Linked DNA regions of Homo sapiens: regions 2, 3 and 4 are each linked to region 1. A link is a contact called in ENCODE Hi-C or POLR2A ChIA-PET data. All regions are on one chromosome and are shown on one strand. The core of a region is the stretch at or near the end of the contact, and the rest is flanking DNA. Distances in the headings are between cores, read along the strand shown. Region 1 holds the start of OLMALINC (oligodendrocyte maturation-associated long intergenic non-coding RNA). Region 2 overlaps ERLIN1 (ER lipid raft associated 1). Region 3 overlaps SEC31B (SEC31 homolog B, COPII component). Region 4 holds the start of CHUK (component of inhibitor of nuclear factor kappa B kinase complex).

Region 1 (6,183 bases), core at 2,662-5,161:
CATGCCTGTAATCCCAGCACTTTGGGAGGCCGAGGTGGGCAGATCACCTGAGGTCAGGAGTTCGAGACCAGCCTGGCCAACATGGTGAAACCCCGTCTCTACTAAAAATACAAAAATTAGCTGGGCGTGGTGCTGCACACCTGTAATCCCAGCTACTCCAGGGGCTGAGGCAGGAGAATCACTTGAACCTGGGAGGTGGAGGTTGCAGTGAGCCGAGAGCATGCCATTGCACTCCAGCCTGGATGACAGAGTGAGACTCAGTCTCTAAAAAAAAATAAATAAAATAAAAAATAAAAATTTAAGGAATTCTAGTTTGAGTGTAGCAGGACGAGCCGCAGACAAAACCCCTTAGACACCGAGTTAAAGAAGGAAGGGCTTTATTTGGCCGGGAGCATCGGCAAGACTCACGTCTCAAAAACCGAGCTCCCTGAGTAAGCAATTCCTGTCCCTCTTAAGGGCTGACAACTCTAAGGGGGTCCGCGTGAAAGGGTCTTGATCGATTGAGCAAGCAAGGGGTATGTGACTGGGGGCTGCATGCACTGGTAATTAGAACAGAACAGAACAGGACAGGGATTTTCACAGTGCTTTTCCACACAATGACTGTAATTTAGAGATAACATAACTGATTAGGTCAGGGGTCGATCTTTAACTACCAGGCCCAGGGTGTGGCGCCGGGCTGTCTGCCTGTGGATTTCATTTCTGTCTTTAAGTTTTTACTTCTTCTTTCTTTGGAGGCAGAAATTGGGCATAAGACAATATGAGGGGTGGTCTCCTCCCTTATGAGGATTTTGGATAATTGTACAGAGCTGTGTATACATTACCTCAACAAACATATAGAACAGTTCCCTCATCCTAAAAGTTTCCTCATGCCTTTTTTTTTTTTGAGACGGTGTCTCACTCTGTCACCCAGGCTGTAGTACAGTGGTGCAATCTCAGCTCACTGCAACCTCCGCCTCTTGGGTTCAAGGGATTCTCCTGCCTCAGCCTCCTGAGTAAGTGGGACTACAGACATGTGCTACCACACCTGGCTAATTTTTGTATTTTTACAAAATACAAAAATTGTTCTATTTTGTATAACAATTATTGGCTAGGCTGGTCTCAAACTCCTGACCTCAGGTGATCAGCCTGCCTTGGCCTCCCAAAGTGCTGGGATTACAGGCATGAGCCACCCAGCCTTCTCATGCCTTTTTGCAGTCACATATGTAATTTTTAAAAATGGTACAATTATATATACATATACACACACATATATATACATATATACACACATATATACGCATATATACACACATATATACACATATATACATATATACACACATATATACACATATATACACACATATATACACACATATATACACATATATATACATATATACACATATATACACATATATACACATATATATACATATATACACATATATACATATATACACACATATATACATATATACACACATATATACATATATACACATATATATACATATATATACACACATATATATATACTTTTTTTTATTTTGAGATGGAGTCTCGCATTGTCACTTGGGCTGGAGTGCAGTGGCACAATCTCTGCTCACTGCAACATCTGCCTCCCAGGTTCAAGTGATTCTCCTGCCTCAGCCTCCCAAGTAGCTGGGATTACAGGCACCTGCCTCCATGCCGGGCTAATTTTGTATTTTTGGTAGAGACAGGGTTTCACTACATTGGCCAGGGTGGTCTCAAACTCCTGACCTCGTGATCCACCTGCCTCAGCCTCCCAAAGTGCTAGGATTACAGACGTGAGCCACCGTGCCCAGCATATATACTATTTTTTAACCTGAGTGTTTCTAAGATGCACTGGGGGAAAAAAGATGCATTGAACATCTCTTTATGGCAATTATATAGTTTTGCAACATAATTTTAATGGCTGTATTCTATCAAATGAATGCTTTATAATTTATTTAACCAATGTCTTACTGTTTTGTACATACATAAACAATGTCCTGCTTCCTCTTCCTGGAATTATTTTCTTATTTCTATTACAGTATCGTAGTTTGCTTTTTTTTAATTTTTCATATCTTTCTGATACTTCTTTGTCTGTTTTGCTAGCTCTGTGTCCTCTTTTTTTTTTTTTTTTTTTTTGAGACAGAGTCTCACTCTGTTGCCCAGGCTGGAGTGTAGTGGCACAATCTCAGCTCACTGCAACCTCTGCCTCCTATGTTCAAGCCATTCTCCTACCTCAGCCTCTCGAGAAGCTGGAATTAACAGGCGCCCGCCACCATGCCTGGATAATTTTTAATAGAAACAGGGTTTCACCATGTTGGCTAGGCTGGTCTTGAACTCCTGACCTCAGATGATCCACCCACCTCAGCGTCCAAAGTGCTGGGATCACAGGCATGAGCCACCACACCTGGCCTCTGTGTCCTCTTTCTACCTTCCCAAGATTCTGTACTTGAATCTTCTTTTTTTTTTTTTACTTTTGAGACAGGGTCTTGCTCTTGCTATGTTGCCCAGGTTGGAGTGCAGTGGCACTATCTCAGCTCACTGCAGCCTAGACCTCCCCAGGCTCAGGTGATCCCCCCACCTCAGCCTCCCAAGTAGCTGGAATTACAGGTATGTGTCACCACACCCGGCTAATTTTTGCAGTTTTTGTAGAGTCGGGGTCTCACCATGTTGCCCAGGCTGGTCTCAAACTCCTGGGCTCAAGCAATCCTCCTACCTTGGTCTCCCAAAATGCTGGGATTACAGGCATGAGCCACCGTGCCCTGCCCAAATCTTCTTATTCTATAATTTCTCTTTAGGTCATCAATTTCTCTCCCGATCCACTATAAACCCTTTGGATCTCATCTCTACTTTTCTTCTCGACACCAGATCCTAATTCCCAACTGTCTACTGGGTATTACATCCACAGGGATGTACTTCTTGCAATTCAAATGCCACATGTCAAAAACTGAACTCCTATTCCCTTTGCAAAATCCCTCTGCTTCTCTCTTTCTCTCTCCTTTTTGCTACCTATTTCAGGTAGGGGAAGTGGTGTCCTTCCAGCCACTCAGGCTAGAAACCTCAAAGTCCTCTTCTGATTGCTGTCCTCACTCATCTCACACATCCAGTCAATAAAGTGCTATTGATTCTCCTCCCAAATGCCTCTCAGCTTGTGCCCTTCCTTTCCATTCCCACCGTGACTATCCCAGCTTTTGAGGTCCCATGACTCTTCACCAGAGTGGTAACAATAGCTTCCCAACATCTCCCAGCCCCCATCCCCCCGCTACTCTGCTCTGTTGCCATGAGAGTTAACTTTGCGAAACAGAGAGATTATTTTCCTCTCCTGCTTGAAAATATCTGATGACTTCTTATCACTTACAGAAGCAAGTCTAAACTTTCCACTGTCTCCTCCCACTCTCCCACCACACACCACCTTCCTGCGCCGGTTGCGTCAGCCTCGAACGTTCCTGAACGCTTTGCTGTTCCTGTGCTTTTACTCACGTTCTCCCCAGTGACTGCCCAATCTTTAGTGTGTTTTGCTGACTCCTGGCGCTCTGGCTTTTCCATAAGAGGCGTTTTTGCACGATTGCAGACAGGAATAAAAATGAGCTCTGCCTACTGGGCCGTCCTGGTTAGCAAGGTCTACACCACCTCAAAGGCAGCTATGGACTAAGAGCCCACAAAGAATCTCGGGTTATGAGGGAGGGGCTGGCCGTGGAGACGGCTAAAGCGCCTCATTTGTCTTCCCAGCAGGGAAGCGATGGGACCTCGGCGGGCAGGGAACGCGATCTCCACCCGTCTGGAAAACTCTCTGAGTTCTGGAGCACTGTTCGCGGCCGGACTGAGTGGCATGTCCGCATTTTCCCCATTCCAGGGTAGGGCAGACTGAGGTAGGAGAGCAGAGCCCCGAGGCCGACTCCCCGGGAAAAAAAAAAAAAGGAAAAAAGGCTCCCGCCGACCTGTGATTCACAGGAGCAAGAGGCTGGAAGGACCGCGCCTCCTGATTGGAGCAGACAGAATCAGACAAGCTTGGGGGCCGCTGATTGGCTCCGGCGTGGTCAGGCGCTGGTGGGCTGTTGTAGGTGTAAATAGCTCTTGAAGGCCCGGGTCTGTGACCGGCAGTAACCCCGGCGAGAGTGGGTGGAGAGGGAGGCGCTTCCTCTCCATTCATGTCAGCTGCCAGCCAGGCCCGGGCAGGCCGGCCCTTTAGCGGAGGGGACTGGGCAGGACGAGGCGATGGGTGTCTTCGGAGATCTTAAGCTGGGCTGAAAGTTAAACACTCACCCGCAGGGCTGAGCCAGAGCTGGCACCTTCCACACCGAGCCCCTTCCTATCTGTGACTGTTGAAAAGTTTAATGTGATGTTCTGGGTGAGGACCGAGGCGTTGGAGGTCGCTAGGAGGGTAGTTTTACGGAGTCGCGTTAATGGCTGTAGTGGGTGTACCTTAGTGACCACAGGGAGGTGGCAGCCTGTCCTCTCCTCCTCCTGGTCACCGTATTCTATTTGCGGAAAAGGTAAGAATGGAGGCTTGGATAGTCTTTCTACTAGAGATGCAACTTCTCCCACCCTCTACTCCAGGGGAAAGAGAAGTCTGTGGGGAACTGGCTTTGTAAAAAGTAGGAAAGAGGAAAGGGACAAATGGGTACACGTTAAGAAGAGGGTGACTCTCATACATTGCTGGAGAAAATTTAAAGTGGTGCAGCCACTGGGGAAACAGTTTGATGGTGCCACAAAAGGTTAAATATCAAATTAGCATCTGGCCCAGCAACTCCACTCCTAGATATAAACCCTAATAAATTATAAACGGGTACTCATATTTGCACTCAAATGTTCATGGCAGTGCTATTCACAATAACCAAAAGGTGGAAGCAACTCCAGTGTTCATCAATTGATAAATCAGTAAACCAACTGTGGTGTATTCATACAATGGAATATGAATAGGTAATAAACAGGAATGAAGTACTGATATATGCTCCAATGGGGATGAACATTGAAAGATTATGCCAAGAGAAGGAAGCCAGACACAGAAGGTCATATATTGTACGATTCCATGTATAGGAAATATCCTGAAGTGGTAAATCCACAGAGACAGAAAGCAGACTGATGGTCACCAGGGGCCGAGTGTGGGTGGGAAGATGGGGAATCACTGTTGAATGGGTTCAAGTTTTCTTTTGGGGTGAAAATGTTTTAGAACAAAAGGTAGTGTTTGCACAATGTTATGAATGCACTAAGTGCCACAGAACTGGTCAATTTAAAATGGTTAGTTCGGCCTGGCACGGTGGCTCACACCTGTAATCCCAGCACTTTGAGAGGGTGGGGCGGGCGGATCACCTGAGGTCAGGAGTTTGAGACTAGCCTGGCCAACGTGGTGAAACCCCATCTCTCCTAAAAAAAAAAAAAAAAAGAAAGAAAGAAAGAAAAAAAAAGATGGGCATGGTGGCAGGTGCCTGTAATCCCAGCTACTCAGGAGGCTGAAGCAGGAGAATCGTTTGAACCCGGGAGGCGAAGGTTGCAGTGATCCGAGATCATCCCATTGCACTCCAGCCTGGGCGACAAGAGCAAAACTCTGTCTCAAAATAAATAAATAAAATAAAATGGTTAGTTTAGCCGGGCACGGTGGCTCACACCTGTCATCCCAGCACTTTGGGAGGCCAAGGGAGGAGGATCACTTGAGCCCAGGAGTTTGAGACCAGCCTGGGCAATATAGTGAGACCCCTATCTCAATAAATAAAGTGGTTAGTTTTATATTGTGTGAATTGTCTCTCAATTAAAATGTATCTCTCTCTCTCTCTCTCTCTCTCTCTCTCTCGCAAACAAACTGACAGACTAAAAGGTGAGTCCTTCCTGCTGTCCATAATTCTCTAAGAAAGAAATAAGAAACAGCAATTCTGAGTCCTCTGCTGCCTTTCACTTCCACTTTCCTCTCTGTTTTTTGAAGTCTGGCATGGTCCTGGTTACTGACTGCTCCCCATGGAAAATGGCCAGGAGGGAGAGGGCCCCTTCCGCCCCTCTGAGAAGGTCCTCGCCTGGGCCCAGAACCACTGTGAGTCAGCCCGGCATACACACACTGAGCCTTTGTGAGCGCTCTGTGGCCAGGGTGTAGCTGGCTGGGCGGGACCGCGTGGGGGAAGGGCAGGTCCGGGTCCTGAAAGTGGGAAGGCTTCTGCCTCCAGCAACCCCAGTATGGAATCTCAACTCCTTGGAGCCTGC
Region 2 (6,397 bases), core at 88-2,587, 220 kb after region 1:
TAAAATTATTTTACTATCAGTGATTTGTGTTTTTTTTTCCCACGTCTTCATTTTTCTGTCATCTTAACATGCTCCTAAGGCTGTCTTGCACATTTCAACTAGGGAGCCAGTTTATTTGCGGGTTTAACTTAACTGTAGAGGCTTTTGTTATACTCTTGCCAGAATACTGCCTACCTGGTATAAGAATGTTTAAAACAAGGTGTCCACTCTTTGCTGACTCCTGGAATTTAACAAGGGGTGTTCTTCTAATCCTTTGTGGGACAGGGCCTGTGGCAGAGGGGCAAGGAGGGAGGATGGAGCATCAGGCCACTGGGATCCGTCCCTGAGAGCAAAAGTACTTCTGCACTGAGGAGGGGAGGAGACAGACCAAGCCAGAGAAGGACAATTTGTGTAAATTATAACTGGTAATGTAATGGCACAATATAACCAACTTGACTATTAAGATGTTAGCGGCCCAAGAGCCAGAGTTGGACCTGCTCTTCCCAAACGTTCTGTATTTCCTCCTGGGATCAATTTCCTGGTGATCTTGGGCCAGCAGGGAGTGGTAATGGGAGTTGTGGGGAAAGCAGCTCTTTCCTCCTGTTCTTATGGGATCAACCCCATAGTATCCTAGGTCAGTTGCTGTGGACCTGAGAATAATTTGAACTGACCATCCTATAGGTTATTGGTAGGTATTAAAATGAAGTGATTTCTGCCTCTTCTGTGGCAAAAGAATTTGTGAATTAGAAGCCGTGGCTTCTAATCGCTTTAGGATTAAGTCTCAAATGTGTACACACGAAGTTCGTGATCTGGCCCCTGCTGTCCTCTCCAGCCACCCTTCTCTAAGGTCCCTGAATGCACCTTCTGTCTGTCCCTTCTCATACGTTGTTCCATCTGCCTGGTTCACTTTCCTTCCCTCGTAGTGCTGACTTTCCTCAGCCAACTCCTGAGTCTTCATCACTTCTTCAGATGTAAAAGCTTCAGTTCACTTTGAACTGCTTGGCCTGGGTTAGCATCCTGTATTTCCCCCCCGTCACACATCATGCACACTTCATGTCTCATTATGTGCTCAATGTCTGTTTTCACAAATGCTAATCTCTCTGAGGGCGGGGGCGGGGGCTGTGGCTGTGCTGTTCCCTGGGGATTGTTTCTGTTGCTAATGCCTAAGATGGCATCTGGCCCATATGAGATGGCTTTGTTGCATGAAAGAACAAAAAGTTGAATATGACATGCAGGTAAATCAGGCAAGTGAGTCATGGAAAAAACTTAGAAGTGAGCCTACAGTGTCCATGTCAGGACTTTATGTGTAACCATGGGAAGTTACCTAACATCTCTGAACCTGATTACTCATCCTTGCAGGGTGACTCTTCAGTGGATTCAGGAGGATATGTTGTTGCATCTAGTGTAGAGATTCGCACGTGGTAATTGCTGGGATGCATTAGTTCACCTTGTCTACAGGAGTCAGTTGTCTACAGGAGTCAATATATGTGTCTGTCTCTGAGTAGCTATAAGTTCCCATAGTGGAGAGAGTGAGCACAGTGCCTGCTACCTGCAATTGCATAATAGAACACGTAGATTAATGTCTTCACCAGCTATGAGCTAAGCTAGCTGGATGTTAAACCCCAACCACAGCCCTCCAGGAGCATCCCAACAAGCTGGGCCAGCTTCTCATCTTTCTCCTGGTCTCTGCCCTGGTATGAGCACTTAAAATGAATTTACTGGGCCGGGTGCAGTGGTTCATGCCTGTAATCCCAGCACTTTGGGAGGCTGAGGCGGTCAGATCATGAGGTCAGGAGCTCAAGACCAGCCTGATCAACATGGTGAAACCTCATCTCTACTAAAAATACAAAAATTAGCTGGGTGTGGTGGCACGTGCCTATAATCCCCAGCTACTCAGGAGGCTGAGGCAGGAGAATCACTTGAACCTGGGAGGTGGAGGTTGTAGTGAGCTGAGATCGAGCCACTGCACTCCAGGCTGGGCGACAGAGCAAGACTCTGTCTCAAAACAAACAAACAAAAAAAAACAAAAAATTTACTGTTAATTCATTGCTCACTCCTAGTGTCTATTTTGACATAGACTGTAATGCAGAATGACGTTTTACTTGTTTCCCTTACCATATTTCTTCTGAATTAGTACCTGTCTTTCCAATTTTTCTTATTTCTTTCAATCAATTTTTCTACTTTTTTTTTTTTTAATTTTAAAAAATGTCTTCTTCCAGTGGGGCTCGGTGGCTCACACCTGTAATCCCAGCATTTTGGAAGGCTAAGGCGGGCAGATCAACTGAGGTCAGGAGTTTGAGACCAGCCTGGCTAACATGGTGAAACTCTGTTTCTACTAAAAATACACACAAAAAATAGTCTCCTTTCTTTCTTCCTATAAATATTTATTGAGTATCTACTGTAGGCTAGTTGCTGAGGCAACAAAAAGCCATATAGCCTTGTGTGTGTGTGTAGGATGGGGCAATACAGCAAGTAAGTAGGCAAGTGTGATAGTGTGGTAAGTAAGCAGGGTGTTCACTGGGTGCTGTGGGGCACCAGTAAAGATCAGCCCAGCCTTTTGGTTTCTAGGAAGCAATGTCTGATCTGAGCCAAATTTTTAAGGATGGACAGGAGGCAGACAGCCAGCTGAAGAGAGCAGTGGTGATGGTGGAGTGTGTTCCAGGCAGTGGGAGAAGCACTTGCTATTGCATTTCAAAATGCAGTGCCAGGAGGCATGAGAGGCTGTCCACTGCAAACCTTATGAGGCTCTACTATTACTTCATTTCATAGCTGAGATCTAGAGAGATTACATTACTCAAGATCCCATGAATATGAGTGGCAAAGTAAGGATTTGAACCTGTCATATTCCAGATCCAAGTTTACCACAGCCCTTTATATTTGCCTTTGAAGCCATTAGGTTTAGGGTGATGAAAGCTCTAAATTGAGGGGAGATTTTAGAGGATGTTTATAGAGATTTGTAAGCCCTGCAGTCGAGGTCAGGAAAAGGGATAATGAGATGGTTCATGTGTGAAGTGGTGACTTATGGGTGACTTCTCTGCCCTCTGCAGGACTTGGCAGAGGTGCTCTTAGTAAGCTGAGCGGTATGACAGCTGATTCCAGAAAGATCAGCCCTTTGGAGCCTGGGGGAGCAGCTCCCCTTATTTGGGTTACAAAGCAAGTGGAGGTGAACAGTGCAGGGCTGATGGCACAACACCCAGATCCTGTTTGCAGATGTTAATCACTCATTCTCCTGGTTGCTGGGAGTGTTCATGGTGACAGCTTTTAGCAGAGTCGCTCTGCAGAAATTTTCCTCGGCTAAAGACCCCTGCCCCGGGCCAAGATCACATCCCCTTCCTGGGGACAGCACATTCCATAAGTGGTTGATGCAGGGGTAGAAAGGCAATTTGTTCAAAACAAAATTGCATTGGTTTTCTCCATATGCAAGTCTGTCAGGGTGTGCATCCTAATAGGCACAATAACTGTAACTGGATTTCAGACACCTAAGGCAGGTTCTGACAAACTGGGTGTGTCTGATGCCTCTGGCGCCCTATCGCAATTCCACTCCACCCCACCTCTAACTCCAGCTGTGGCCATGGTAGACAGTTCCATGAGGCATCAATTCACTTTCCTCTGACTGCATCTCACCTCACACATGAGCTGCACTTACTGCTTTTCACCCTAGGGATCCTCCAACGCTATGGAGGCTGCAGTCAGTCCAAACATATGCTCAACTCGAGCACAAGAATTAATAGCCTCTGGGACAACCCCCAACTGGTAGGAGACAGGACCACAAATGGTTAGAGAGGAGGTGACCCAAAAAAACCTTTTCAATGGAGACAGCAACCCTCCTGACACAAGAGAAACTGTGAAAATCACATTAAATACAATTCGACAGATGTTTGTTGAGTACCTGATATGTGCCAGGAAACCTAAAATGTATAAAGTAATGGGCCAGTAATGAACAACAGTGAGTCAGACAGACATAGTCTCTGCTCTCTTAGAATCAACAGTCTTGGGCTGGGCGTGGTGGCTCACGCCTGTAATCCCAGCACTTTCGGAGGCAGAGGCAGGCGGATCACAAGGTCAGGAGTTCGAGACCAGCCTGGCCAATATGGTGAAACCCCATCTCTACTAAAAATACAAAAATTAGCCGGGTGTGGTGGCATGTGCCTGTAGTCCCAGCTACTTGGTAGGCTGAGGCAGGAGAATCACTTGAAGCCAGGAGGCAGAGGTTGCAGTGAGCTGAGATCACGCCACTGCACTCCAGCCTGGGGGACAGAGTGAGACTCCATCTCAAAAAAAAAAAGAACAGTCTGGTGGGAAAGTAGACCGTAACCAAAGCACTTGAGAGACTTATCAAAGTGGGAGGAATGCAGTGCTAGGAGGGTCTCAAAAAAGAGGGAGAAGATAAAGAATGAAAAAGAGCATCCGCCAGTTAAAGATCGGGGAATAACAACTCAATAAAAAGACAACCCAATTTTAAAATGGGCAAAGGATCTCAACAGACATTTCTTCAGACAAGGTATACAAATGGCCAATAAAAACATGAAAAAGGGCCGGGCGCAGTGGCTCAAGCCTGTAATCCCAGCACTTTGGGAGGCCGAGGCTGGCGGATCACGAGGTCAGAAGATCGAGGCCATCCTGGCTAACACGGTGAAACCCCGTCTCTACTAAAAATACAAAAAATTAGCCCGGCGTGGTGGCGGGCACCTGTAGTCCCAGCTACTTGGGAGGCTGAGGCAGGAGAATGGCGTGAACCCAGGAGGCGGAGCTTGCAGTGAGCCGAGATCGCGCCACCGCACTCCAGCCTGGGCGACAGAGCAAGACTCCGTCTCAAAAAAAAAAAAAAAAATGAGAAAGATGGTCGACATCTTTAGTCATTAGAGGAATGCAACAAGATAGCCACTTCACACCCACTAGGATGGCTATAATAAGAAAGGCAGTAACTAGTGTGGGCAAGGAAGTGAAGCAATTGGAATCTGCATAATTTGCTGGTAGGAATGTAAAATGAGGGCACTGCCTTAGAAAACATTTTACAGTTTCTCAAAATGTTAAACAGAGTTAACATACGATCCAGCAATCTCACTTCTGGGTATCTACCCAAAAGAATGGGAACATGTCCACACGAAGACTTGCGCTCTATAGCAGCATTATGCATAGTAGCCAGAAGGTGGACACAACCCCAGAGTGTCCATCACCTGATGAATGGATAAATCAGATGTGGTCTATCCATGCAATGGAATATTCTATAAAAAAGGAATGAAGTACTGATGCATGCTACAACACGAATAAGCCTTGAAAACATTAGGCTAAGAGGAAGAAGCCAGGTTCTAGTTACATTAAATGTTCATCATAGACACATCCCTATGGACGAAAAGACTGGTGGTTGCCTGAGGCTGGGAGGAGAGGGAATTGAGTAGCTGCTAATGGGCACGGCGTTTCTTCTTGGGGTAATGAAGAGATTTTAAAATTTGATTTTGGTGGTAGTTGCATAATTCTGCATATACTAAAAACTATTGAGGCTGGGCACGGTGGCTCACGCCTGTTATCCCAGCACTTTGGGAGGCCGAGGTGGGCAGATCATTTGAGGTCAGGAGTTTGAGACTAGCCCAGCCAACATGGTGAAATCCTGTCTCTACTAAAAATACAAAAAAAAGTAGCTGGGCCTGGTGGCCTCCGCCTGTAATCCCAGCTACTGGAGGAGGCTGAGGCAGGAGAATCACTTGAACCCAGGAGACGGAGGTTGCAGTGAGCCAAGATCGTGCCACTGCACTCCAGCCTGGGTGAGAGAGCAAGACTCCATCTCAAAAAATAAAAATTTAAAAAATAAAAAATAAAAACTACTGAACTGTATACTTTAAATTATAAATTACATGGCATATGAATTATATCTCAAGCTGTTTTTTTTTAAAGGATTGAGTAATAGTGTGAAGACCTCAGTTCAAGAACCTTCCAGAAATGGTAAAAAAATATTCAATATAGGTGCAACATTATTAGTGAGAATGAGAGCACCAAAACAGGAGGCTGAAGAGGTGGGTGTGAGAAGAGGGGAAGGGCAAGGTAGAGCATGGTGGGCCTTCTAAGTCTTATTACCCATTGGTGGCTTTTCCCAAAGGTTGGAAACAAACCTTTCAAAGAAAGCTTTTTGCGACAAGATGGCGGCAGCTGCCCAGGGCAGGAGAAGTGGTGGTGGCGGAGGCAGTAGTGGGGCCAGCGGTGGTCTCAGCTGCGCGACAGGCAGTAGCCTCAGTGGCTTGTTGGCTAAGTGGAAGACGGATGAGAAGCATGGAAAAACTGACAAGTGGGATGGATCCGCTATGAAAAACTCTGGATGATTCTGCCAGAAAGGTACTTCTGGAAAAATACCCGTAGGGGGAGAATTTTGGTCTCATTGACATTTGCCTCACTATCTGATTGCACTCCTGTTTCCTTACCATAG
Region 3 (5,604 bases), core at 293-2,792, 140 kb before region 1:
TGGAAAAACATCCTTCTGCTGTATTAAGATCATTGCAACCTTAGAAAACAGCCTTTCTGGCAGTAGCCTCTTAGCTAGCATTGTGTTGGCTCTGCTGTTTTGCTTCAGATGCTGACCTGGTCTGAGCTGGTTCTCCATACTTTGCTTCTGACCAGTTGGCTCTGCTCCAGTGACTGGCCTAACAAGTTCCTGCCTATCACCTACTCAGTTGCTTTGCTGACTGTTCGCAGGGAATATTTCTTTGCAGTTGGAGATCTTGTAACCTCATTTGGCGTGATATCTGGCTTCTCCAAAGGGCTGTGGAAATGTCCTTGGCTAGCAGCTATGAAGTGAGAGACAGACCACCTATGAGGCTTCAGGGATTTCACATGTCTTCCGTAGGGGCTTTGCAGAGGACCCAAACTTGTCTAGAAGGGATCCAGGGATCCAAAGGGATCTTTTTCTCTGGGGCAAGACATTGGCATTATCTTGTTAGAAGCATCCTCAGAAATCCAGAAAAGTATTTCCTGAGTGGGAGTGTATCCTTTCATGCCTCTGTCTCCAGGTCTGGCCCTTTGCAGCCACATGGCCACTCCAGTGGGCCAGCCACATGGGAGAGGCATGGGGTGGGGAGGCCATTGGGTCTTTTCTCATTTCCAGTTTGAGAGTGAATTGTTGGTCTAGGGAGCCTGCTTCTAATAGTTACAGAAGAGTTTGAATCTTTCTCTCAATAGGAGACAGTATTTTATGATGTTAAGAGCTCAGGCTCTGGAATAAGATGGGCCTGACTTTGAACCTTGACCCTGCTACTTCCTAGCATTTATCCTAAAATGGGGATAAAATTACTACCTCTGTGTATAGAAATTTTATAACTTCTTTGTGCCTCAGTTTTCTCAATTGAAAATGGAAATAATAGTAATACTTCATGAGGTTGTTAAATGTTCAGACAGCTAATACACCTAGAGCACTTAAAACAGTGTCTGATACATAGCAAGTATTCAGTCAGTGTAAGTGGTTGCTATTATTACCTGACTATTTGAGTTGTGAGGATTATGTGAAGTAATCTATTTGAAGTATATATCACCAGCCTATATAACCCCAATGTTAACTTAAAAATGTACATATATATGTATATATATACACCTCCACACAACTCAGAGGCAGTGGCTTCCTGGCTTCTGGTGTAACGTAGATGAAACATTTTTTCAGAGAAAGGGCAGGACTGGGCGGAGGATACATCCCTTCTGTCTGGGAAATGAAGGAGACAGGCAAGTTCCAGCTAGGGGTGGGGCTGCCTGCATAATGGCAGAAGCTGACAGAGATGCCCATCCTGTGCTTACTGACATGAACCTAAGTTTGTACTGATGCCAGTTCCTCCTCTTTATAGGTTTCACAAGCTGGTCTGGGGGAGCTTTGGCAGTGGGCTTCTGGAAAGCTCCGGGGTTATTGTTGGCGGCGGGGACAATGGCATGCTTATTCTATACAATGTGACCCACATCCTGTCTTCGGGGAAGGAGCCTGTGATTGCTCAGAAACAGAAGCACACGGGGGCTGTCAGAGCCCTCGACTTGAATCCTTTCCAGGTACTACATTTCAGTTAGTCAAACATGGCCAAGCCAGGGAGCAACAGATCTGAGTGGAAGCATTCATTTGTGGCCTCCAGTCTGTAACTCTGACCCCTTTCCAGGCTGTTTCAGGGGAGGCTTTTGATAGCCCCAAATTTGGGCTTCTTTCCTCCTTTCTTGCTCTGTTTCTTCCTAGGGTGGTATGTCTCCAAACACTTTTTATTCATACAGGGCAACCTCCTGGCTTCAGGGGCCAGCGATTCTGAAATCTTCATTTGGGATCTGAATAACTTGAATGTGCCAATGACCCTGGGATCCAAGTCACAGGTGAGCAGCACCCCCACTACCCAACCCTGGAGTGTGCAGCTGATTCTCCTAAGTAAAAGTCTTGAGTTCTGGAGCCAATCAGAGCTCAAGAGATATCAAACTTTACCACTGGAGGGCAATAAAGCTCCACAGACTAACATGCTACCAGCCAGATAAGAGTTAGGATGGCTGGTGGGTGGAGGGTGTATATGGGGTAGTTGGTTTGTGCTCATTACTCGTTCTAAGAGTTTCTGGGAGGCAGATGAAAGTTGGGGAGAGCAAAAGACACCACAAGAAGGGATGGGAGTGCTGTTTATCACAGTAGAGCTTTCGCAGGGTTGGGTAGGGCATTGGGCCCAGCAAAGAGGGAGGAAGAGTAGGACCCCAGACATACCATTGTCCTTTTTATGGAGGGGGGGGTCAGCTTTGTTCTCCCTGTATGTGGCTCTGCCATGCAGTTGGGGGTCTGGTCTTCTGTCTTGGAGAGGCTGTCTGTCAATCTGTAACTGGGCCCATCTTTTTGCTTCCTGGCCTTTTCTCTTTCTTCTGTGCTTACAGTATCATGAGGTAAGTTAAGTTTCAATTTGATAGCATCTTGTGGTTTTTCTCTCGGCCTCACTCTCTCTTGGGGTCTTGGGTATCTGTTTTCCTCCCTCCCTCATCTTCCTCCTTCTCTCCCTCTTTTTTTGTCCTAGACAAGAGGGCTGTTTTTTAAAATCTTGACTCTATCCTCTTAGTAAAACCTTGGGTAGGAGTAAAACTTAGATGTGCCTGCCATCCCCTCTGCTTCTACACTGATACCCTAAAGGATCCTCCCTGGAAAATTCAACTCCCAGCTTCGCAACACTGTCTTAGTTTGGGTAGCCCCATGTCTATTCTTGGACTTGCTGTGGGTGGCTGGGAGCAGTGGAACAGCAGATGTCACTTTGTCCAGGGGGTGACAAGTTGTCATCTTTCTGTCCCCATCCTGCCTTAGCAGCCTCCAGAGGACATCAAGGCACTGTCTTGGAACCGGCAAGCCCAACACATTCTGTCTTCTGCTCACCCCAGTGGCAAGGCAGTTGTGTGGGATCTCAGGAAGAATGAACCTATCATCAAAGTCAGTGATCACAGCAACAGGGTGAGTATTGGAGGCCAGAACACAGGCTTGGGCTCTGGCTTCTCTCTCCTGCCTAGCAGTTAGAGCTGCTCTGCCCCAGGCCAGAGTCCTGCTTTCAGCTGTCGGACATGTGGAGTCAGCCGCTTAGCACATTTCCTATTGAGAGTGAAAACTTAGGGAAGCTAAACAGAGCTGATCTGGAAGCTTCTGCCATTCCTTACTTATTCCTGGCCATCACTCTCTGATGCCTGTGGTGTTCCCAGTCACAAAAGAGACAGAAAACTTGCTCTCAGAGTGGTCCCATTTCAACTGGGCAAAAGAGTCAGGTTACAGCACCCATTGGGATCTGCTTTGTTCACAGATGCACTGCTCAGGCCTGGCCTGGCATCCTGACATAGCCACCCAGTTAGTGCTGTGCTCAGAGGATGATCGACTTCCCGTGATTCAGCTGTGGGACTTGCGCTTTGCCTCCTCGCCCTTGAAGGTGCTGGAGAGCCACAGCAGGTAGCATCTCAGACGTCATCCATATCCTTGGGGGGATGGTGGATATAACTGGGCTGGGTAGGAGGCAATGTATCCCTCACTTTAGCTACTAAACATCCTCCCTGGCTTTAAAGCCATTCCGGTCAACATATAGTCACCCAATACCTACTCCAGCCTTAACCAAGAGGAGGCCCTTAGACCCTGAGGTTATGGAGAGGAGGCTGAGATTCCATCTAAATTCCAGAGATGGGAATGGAATGGGGTAATGAGAAATACTGGAACCAGTGTTTAGCCTCCAGGCTCTGATATGAGGATAATGTTCATTTCTTTAGGTGATGAGCTTGCCTCCTCCAGGATTTCTTCATAAAAACAACTTGACTCCTGTCTATCCTGTGGAGGCCTCTATCCAGCCTCCACAATCTCTTCTTTCTAACCAAAGGGCCATGGTGCCTTTGTATCTCCTTGGGTACCTTTATTTTTTTAGACCAGTTCTTGCTCTGTCACCCAGGCTGGAGTGCAGTAGCGTGATCAAGGCTCACTGTGACCTCGATCTCCTGGGCTCAAGTGATCCTCCCCGCTCGGCCTTGCACAGTGTTGGGATTACAAGCATGAGCCACTGTGCCTGGCCTCCTTGGGGACTTTAGATGGTTAGGTCTTTACTACCTCCTGGGCTAAAAGCACCCATAGTGATGAGTGTTTGTGTGATTCATACTGATTCATAATCTCTACTGTCTAATCAGTGAAAAGAAGCAGGTCATCCTGCAGTGATCTAAGAGAGGCAGAGTGGTACATTGCATAGTGCACAGGCTCTGAGGTTTGGTTTGGGTTCTGACTCTGCAACTGTTGGAAAGTTACTTAATTTTTCAAAACCTCATTTTATTCATTTGTAAGATAATATCAGACCATGCATTTTATAGGGCATGGATGGTCTGATATGCCCTATAAAATGTATAAAAGACATATAAGGCACCCTACTCATAGTAGGCATTCAACAAATGCTAGTTCCTCTTCCCTTCTCTTTTTAGGGGGATCTTGTCAGTGTCATGGAGCCAGGCTGATGCTGAGCTGCTGCTCACTAGTGCTAAGGACAGCCAGATCTTGTGCCGGAACCTGGGGAGCAGTGAGGTAGGCTGGCCCTTCTGTGGGCATGCTGGGATGGGAGAGAGAGGGTAGAAGAATCTCAGCTGCAGCCATGTGTTTTGGGTTTCATGGACTGTCCCTAATGGTGTGTTCCCTCATATTAGGTGGTATATAAGCTACCAACACAGAGCAGCTGGTGCTTTGATGTGCAGTGGTGCCCTCGGGACCCTTCAGTGTTCTCTGCTGCCTCCTTCAACGGCTGGATCAGTTTGTACTCTGTGATGGGTAGGAGCTGGGAAGTCCAGCATATGAGACAGGCTGACAAGGTTTGAAGGGCTTGGTAGAGAATGCTGGAGGGAAGGGGCTGTCTCTGTTTGTGGGAGAGAGACATATGGCTTGAGAAGCGGAGATATTGGAGATTGGGAGACCAGGGCCCGGGGTTTGGGAGGGCTGCACCTTTGCCCTAGTGCCCATCTTCCTGAAAGGATGTTAGTTTCTGCCACAATGTGAAGAAGGCCTTCACCTTGACTCTTGTTATTGGATGGGCCCTGTAGTATTTCAGGGACCGTGGGACCCCTTTGCTGGGACAGTTATTTCAAGAGTATGACTCTTATCTTTCTCTCTTCTATAGATCCATTTTGTGCCACACTCCATTGTAGACTTTGAATGTAGTAGTCTTTCCAAGAGCCTACTTGCATGGGAGTCCCACCCTCGCTACCACTCACTTCCCCATCCCCTGGAATATGGGAGTCTGACCTTTCTAGGTCAAATTGGGTGTCTCAAGGATTCCTCCCAAAATGGAGTTTGTAGGTGGAGTTCCTGACTAAACTGCCACTTTAGGATGGCGATGCAGGTGTCTTTTCCCCCCAGATCTCCTCTTCCTTCAGCAAAGGCCAGCCTCTCCCACCACTGCAGGTGCCAGAGCAAGTGGCACAAGCACCACTGATACCTCCCCTGAAAAAACCCCCCAAATGGATTAGAAGACCAACAGGTGTTTCATTTGCTGTAAGTGTAGTGGATGTATAGGTGTGTGTGTGTTTGTGTGTGTGTGTGTGTGTGTGTGTGTTTGTGAAGCCTACCATGTGCCCAGCA
Region 4 (5,582 bases), core at 1,551-4,050, 140 kb after region 1:
CCTATGTCTGTTATCCAGCTCCAAGTACAGCTTGTGTATATCAACATTTTCAAAAACCTTTAAACTACCAAATGAAATCCAGATGTTTTTCCATGGTTGAGAAGTGTCTTGTGTTCATGTTGCCTGTGACCGTTGAAATGAAGTAGTATGTGTAATAGCAGGGGCTAGAGCTTTAGGCCCAGCTGTTACTCCAAAATCACACAGGGCAGTTTCTCCCTGAACAACCCAAAGTGGAAAAGGGATCCAAGGCTTTTGCTATTTTTCTCTTAAGCATTCATCTTATTCATAGATAAGAGCCCATTTAGTCCTTCGGATATTTAACTCCTATGTGCCAGGCATTTTTCTAAGCTCCAGGACCATAGTCATGTCCCAATATGGTCCCTGTTGTCCCAGAGATTACAGTTTAATGGGGAATAGAAGGGACAGATTTAAGAAAAAAAAGATAATTCTCCTTTGGATATTGTTTTAGGTGCTTGATATATCTAATATGTGTCTGTTGTGCTGCTGGGCAGTTCTAAACTCATCAGTACCTGGGTTGGTTACAGGGCTTTGGGGATCATCAGGGTATAGGCCATAGGTGAAATTAAGATAGGGTAAATACAGTCCTGAGCTGAAGATGATTACCTGAGAAATATCAGTATTTAAGGAGTGCTTGAAAATAGTGATCTAACATTTACATAGAGAAGGAGCAAAGAGAATGCTACATATTAGGCGCAAAAAGAAAAATATTTTTACCTTTATATTGGGCACTTATGGTCCAGACACTGTTTCATTTAATCTTCACAAAATCTCTGTGAGGTAGGTATTACCTCTATTTTACTCATGAAAAAAAAACTGAGACTCGGAAAATTGAAGATTGTGGAGCCTGGGGTCAACAGGCTTAGGCTTTTTAAAAAACAGGCCAGGTGGCTCATGCCTGTGATTGCAGCACTTTGGGAGGCTGAGGCAGGCAGATGACCTGAGATCAGGAGTTTGAGACCAGCCTAGCCAACACGGTGAAACCCCGTCTCTACTAAAAATGCAAAAAATTAGCTGGGCGTGGTTGCATGCGCCTGTAATGCCAGCTACTCGGGAGGCTGAGGCAGTAGAATTGCTTGAACCCTGGAGGTGGAGGTTGCAGTGAGCTGAGATCACACCATTGCACTCCAGCCTGGGTGACAAGAGTGAAACTCCATCTCAAACAATAACAACAACAACAACAAAAAACAACTCAAATTACTCATGGCCCTGGGAATGGGGGCATTTAAAAAGTTAACCAAGGGAACCAACCTGGTTTCCACAAAGATGGCCACTTCTGGGTCAGCCCAATCATCAGTATCCCTGGGTCCTCAGCATCCCTTCCTACCTCTTTTGACTGGGAATTACGAGATTACAGCCCCACCTACGGAAATTGAGCACATTAGCACTGGCCATGCTGTACATACAGCAAATGAGAGGGCTTCATACTGTTACAACAATCTGTACCACAATTCTCTGTGCGGTCTGCCCAGCTCTAAATGACATGTCCTCAGAGGCATCATCATCTCCAAGTCCATGGAAACCATGCACTTACAGAAACCAGAACCTCCCATACCACATGTTACTAATGACCTACAACATCGACTTCGTCTGTATCATGCAGTGCTCAACATTCTGGTTGCAGCATCACATTTATCAATAATTTGATTCCATGCTGATTCCTTTACTTGGAGTATTGAGATCCCCCAGGTACAGTGAAGGTATGACCCTCTTAAATGGAAGACCAGGAGTTGTTTCCCCTATGCTATGGCAATCCGCCACCCGGAAGCACTTGCTGCACCAACAGCATTCCCAAAGCTTGCCTCTGCAGCCCTGTAGCACCCATTAGAAACACTTCTCACAATGAACTACTGTGCTGGCAAACCCATAACTGGACTGCCGGACAGCAAGCTCTGTGAGGCATCTAGGAAAAAAGCTCGCGAAATCCCGAGAAACACTCTTCACTCCGGAATAGCGTCACATTCTTGAGTCATTTGGGATGACAGGGGATATCCTGGAGCAGGTGTATTGGGAAGTCAGTGAACAAGAAGGCTAATTCATTAGTGGGCCTGCTAGCGTAGTATTTTAACGATTTCGCAGCCTTTAAATCATTGGTGGTCTTTAGCGTGCCGGATCAGCTGGTGGTGGAGTTGGAGGATAGATGGCAGGGATCTGAAGAAAGGTGAAGTGTAGATAGGAGTAGAGACAATATGAAGTTTAGAAAAGACTAATTGCTGGACGCGGTGGCTCATGTCTATAATCCCAGCACTCTGGGATGCCAAGGTGGGAGGACTACTTGAGACCAGGAGTTCGGGACCAGCCTGGGCAACGTAGCAAGACCATGTCTCTACAAAAAATAAAAAATTAGCCAAGCGAGGTGGTGCGCGCCTGCAATCCCAGCTACTCGGGAGGTGAGAAGATCGCTTAATTCCGGGAGGTCGAGGCTGCAGTGAGCCGTGATCGTGCCATTGCACTCCAGCCTGGGCAACGGAGCGAGACCCCATCTTAATTAAAAAGAAAAAAATACAGGAGAGACTGGGCTGCTTTGAAAAGTGGATTTGACGGGAATGTGGGGTTTGGAGAGATCTTATGTTTTCCAAGACTAGAAAAACATTGTGGTTCCGTTCAGCCCTCCCGGAAAATACGTAGGGGACTTAAAGAGCGGACCGAGTACCTGTTTGTTTCCCCATCCCTTAGCCGGCAGGGCTCTGGCAGCGCCCTGGGAGAACTTAGGGAAGGGCCTTCTCGCAGCGGTTACCGGAAGTGACGCATTCATTCTCGCGAGAACAAAGACGCGCGAGCATCGGCGGCCCGGAACCGGCCTTGGAACAACTGTGGAACCTGAGGCCGCTTGCCCTCCCGCCCCATGGAGCGGCCCCCGGGGCTGCGGCCGGGCGCGGGCGGGCCCTGGGAGATGCGGGAGCGGCTGGGCACCGGCGGCTTCGGGAACGTCTGTCTGTACCAGCATCGGGTGAGGCGGGGCGTGAGAGGGAGCGGCGGTGGGTTGGAGCGGCGGTGGGTTTGAGCGTCTGTGGAACACAGGGCTGACAGTGTGGGATAGATGGTTGGTGGGACCTTGGGCAGTATTTGGGGGCCAGTGGGCTTGTGTGTGTGTATTAGAGAGAAAGATACTATGCCTGTGTGTCCAAAGTTGTATTTGAGGTACTGGGCATAGATAGAGCTGTTGCGGGGAACTTGGGTATGACTGTCAGGCTGTGACCAGGTGTTTAGTGAGTGTGACAGTGCGTGTGTGTCTCTGTGAATGTGGAGTGTCAGGGTGTGTGAGGCAGATGCACGTCACAGTGTGTATGTAGGAGCACGAATGTGTGAGAAGAGGGCTGAAGGGGACTGCCTTTGGGAATGTGTGCGTCCGTGTGTGTGTGTGTGTGTGTGTGTGTGTGTGTGCGCGCGCGCGCGCGCGCTTGGAGGCCATATGATATCAGTGGGGACTGGAGTAGACAAGGAAGGCTTCATGATGGGTCCAGAGTTAAGCCTTTGGAAGCATGGATGGGCTTTGGAATTGGGGATGTATTCCAGGTCGGGACAGTATGAGGGTGAGTTGGTGCAGAGCATGGCTTCAAACGAAAGGCTATATTAGTAGATGGAGATGGGGGGCGCTCTAGTAGGTGGAGGACAGTTAACATCAGACTCAAGAATTTTACTTTGATTTAATAGAGAATGTTTAACCATTGTAGTAGCAGTTAAAAAATCATATTTGGGTCTTGTTTGTTTGTTTTTGTTTTTGAGACGGAGTCTCACTCTGTCGCCCAGGCTGGAATGCAGGGCGCGATCTCGGCTCACTGCAGCCTCCTCCTCCCGAGTTCAAGCGATTCTCCTGCCACAGCCTCCTGAGTAGCTGGGATTACAGGCGCCCGCCACCGTGCCTGGCTAATTTTTTTGTATTTTTAGTAGAGACGGGGTTTCACCATGTTGGCCAGGCTGGTCTCGAACTCCTGACCTCAGGCGATCCACCTGTCTCAGGCTCCCAAAGTGCAGAGATTATAGGCGTGAGCCACGGCACCAGGCCTGGGACATGTATTTTTTGATATACCGATAAAAGCTGTGAACCCTTTCCCCAGAAAAATGCACAGATGCACATTCACACAACCATGCATTGCCATTTGAGAGGTTCGTGCCTTCCTAAAGGACATTTTAGGTAAATAGACCCTGGACTAATAATTCCTGTAATATAGGCTTTGTTTTGTTGCCTGTAAAGTAAGTATAGTATAATAATTACATGCATCATGGATTTGAGAGTTAAATAAAATAGTAATGTGTGTAAAGCTAAATACGGTACCTGACCCATGAAAGCCCTCAACTGTTAGCACCTGCTGCTACTTTGTTGTTGTTGCTGCTATGATCATAATGCTCCTCATTAATTGGCCTTAAGGAAATGTCAAGATAAAAAGTGTTGTTCTAGGAAAATGGTTTTGTAAAGGATAAATTTGAGTGGAACAACATATGGGACAAGATGAACAGGTAAGATCTTACTAAAATGCCTGGGCTTGGCTTGTGAATAGAGAAGTTAATTCAAGAGGAAAAGTAATAATTTGTTATCTAAAGGAACATGGGTGTAGTGAGAAAGCTCGTAATTTGGGGTGGGAGAAAGGGGAGATAGGAGTCTACCTTGGGAAAATAGGCATATTTAGGGTAATTAGAATGACAACTGAAACTGTTAGAACTGAGGAAGTTTTGTGAACCAGGTTTCTAGATAGGGCATAGGAGAAAATCTTGGAGAAAGAGAATGGAAGGTGAAGGACTAAGGCATTAAGTCCTGTGATAGCAGGATAAGTAGTAAATTTAATAATTCTCACCATCAGAGGGAACATAACACACTAAAAAAAAAAAAAAGTGGGAGCCAAGTGCTTCCAGTGGCATGTTGCCTGTGTTACCTAAGCCTGCCTATCCGCCTGGTCATAAGGAAAAAGGATGCATGCTGGCAGCTTTTGTGACTTCTTTTCTTGGTCCCTGGGTGGGGATGGATGAATTAATCACTTTTTGTTTTATTATGGTAAAGTATACATAACACAACATTTATCACTTTATTTTTAAGTGTACAGTTAGGTGGCATTAAGTACATTGACGTTGTTGTACAGCCATAACCCTATCTCCAGAATATTCCGACTTTTTTGTTGTTGTTGTACATCTATAAACTTCCCATAGAATATTCTTTGTGAAAAGGTAGAATTTCACAGAGTTGATGAAATATAAATTAAGGAGTTGAAGGATCTTACAAAGTGGGATTTTTGAAATAGATAACTTATTGCTCCATTAACATGAGCATTCAGGGCTCAGTGTTGTTCATGGTTGTGCCTGATTCTCATTTCCATGGTGGTAAAGGCCTGCATGGGACATAGATATAACTGGTCACCTGCTCATAACAAAAGGAAGATTGAAGGGAGTGAGAACTGTGGGTAGGCTAGCATGCAGTCTATCCTAGTTTCCTTCTTCTCTATGCACCAGGTATCATCTTATCTCTAGCTTCTTTTTTCCTCTCACCCTCCAATTCACACTACCCTATCCAAGCTATGTCTTGCTTCCCCACCTATAATATATTTTTTCTGTCCTGGCCCCTGGGCTCTTCT

What was found. Hi-C counts contacts between places; a loop is a spot of excess contacts on that map. ChIA-PET counts read pairs that join two places held with the same protein, here RNA polymerase II (POLR2A). Pooled maps may share reads with other maps.
Region 2: a pooled map shows a loop between it and region 1 (14-fold over the local background). The contact joins the enhancer-like site here to the promoter of OLMALINC in region 1. A Hi-C loop is called at or near these places in 1 of 37 single-sample maps with no recorded cell type and 7 of 50 pooled maps. POLR2A ChIA-PET finds 5 or more read pairs at or near these places in 1 of 52 experiments (activated T-cell).
Region 3: a loop to region 1 is called in a map of naive thymus-derived CD4-positive, alpha-beta T cell, with 4 times the contacts of the local background. The contact joins the enhancer-like site here to the promoter of OLMALINC in region 1. A Hi-C loop is called at or near these places in 2 of 168 maps with a recorded cell type or tissue (gastrocnemius medialis and naive thymus-derived CD4-positive, alpha-beta T cell) and 13 of 50 pooled maps. POLR2A ChIA-PET finds 5 or more read pairs at or near these places in 20 of 52 experiments (Caco-2, GM10248, H1 and 12 more).
Region 4: a loop to region 1 is called in a map of naive thymus-derived CD4-positive, alpha-beta T cell, with 6 times the contacts of the local background. The contact joins the promoter of CHUK here to the promoter of OLMALINC in region 1. A Hi-C loop is called at or near these places in 1 of 168 maps with a recorded cell type or tissue (naive thymus-derived CD4-positive, alpha-beta T cell) and 12 of 50 pooled maps. POLR2A ChIA-PET finds 5 or more read pairs at or near these places in 4 of 52 experiments (A673, PC-9, activated CD4-positive, alpha-beta T cell and 1 more).

What each region holds. Positions count from the first base shown.
Region 1 is chr10:100,371,304-100,377,486 of GRCh38, reverse strand. OLMALINC (oligodendrocyte maturation-associated long intergenic non-coding RNA) reads right to left here and starts at 3,911. Exons shown (of 3, transcript NR_026762.1): 1 at 3,475-3,911. RefSeq lists enhancers at 2,582-3,151, 3,152-3,719, 3,789-3,918, 3,720-4,289, 4,019-4,348.
Region 2 is chr10:100,143,716-100,150,112 of GRCh38, reverse strand. It overlaps ERLIN1 (ER lipid raft associated 1), which reads left to right. Exons shown (of 11, transcript NM_006459.4): 11 at 1-19. It also overlaps the pseudogene SPCS2P2. Among named protein-coding and RNA genes, the nearest start is that of ERLIN1, 39 kb to the left of the region's middle. RefSeq lists enhancers at 770-859, 739-1,938. Within about 2 kb of position 1,337, at least 2 of the 41 ENCODE cell types and tissues checked have a DNase peak (open chromatin) inside an H3K27ac peak, as active enhancers do.
Region 3 is chr10:100,505,274-100,510,877 of GRCh38, reverse strand. It overlaps SEC31B (SEC31 homolog B, COPII component), which reads left to right. Exons shown (of 26, transcript NM_015490.4): 4 at 1,367-1,562; 5 at 1,776-1,871; 6 at 2,827-2,970; 7 at 3,311-3,453; 8 at 4,458-4,557; 9 at 4,677-4,838; 10 at 5,383-5,517. Among named protein-coding and RNA genes, the nearest start is that of SEC31B, 12 kb to the left of the region's middle. RefSeq lists a silencer at 4,099-4,299. Within about 2 kb of position 1,542, at least 3 of the 41 ENCODE cell types and tissues checked have a DNase peak (open chromatin) inside an H3K27ac peak, as active enhancers do.
Region 4 is chr10:100,226,814-100,232,395 of GRCh38, reverse strand. It overlaps CHUK (component of inhibitor of nuclear factor kappa B kinase complex), which reads left to right and starts at 2,800. Exons shown (of 21, transcript NM_001278.5): 1 at 2,800-2,968. The coding sequence starts at 2,864. It overlaps CHUK-DT (CHUK divergent transcript), which reads right to left and starts at 2,736. Exons shown (of 4, transcript NR_186419.1): 1 at 2,672-2,736; 2 at 1,270-1,381. It overlaps CWF19L1 (CWF19 like cell cycle control factor 1), which reads left to right. Exons shown (of 14, transcript NM_018294.6): 14 at 1-98. RefSeq lists silencers at 1,491-1,753, 2,823-3,062 and an enhancer at 2,663-2,712.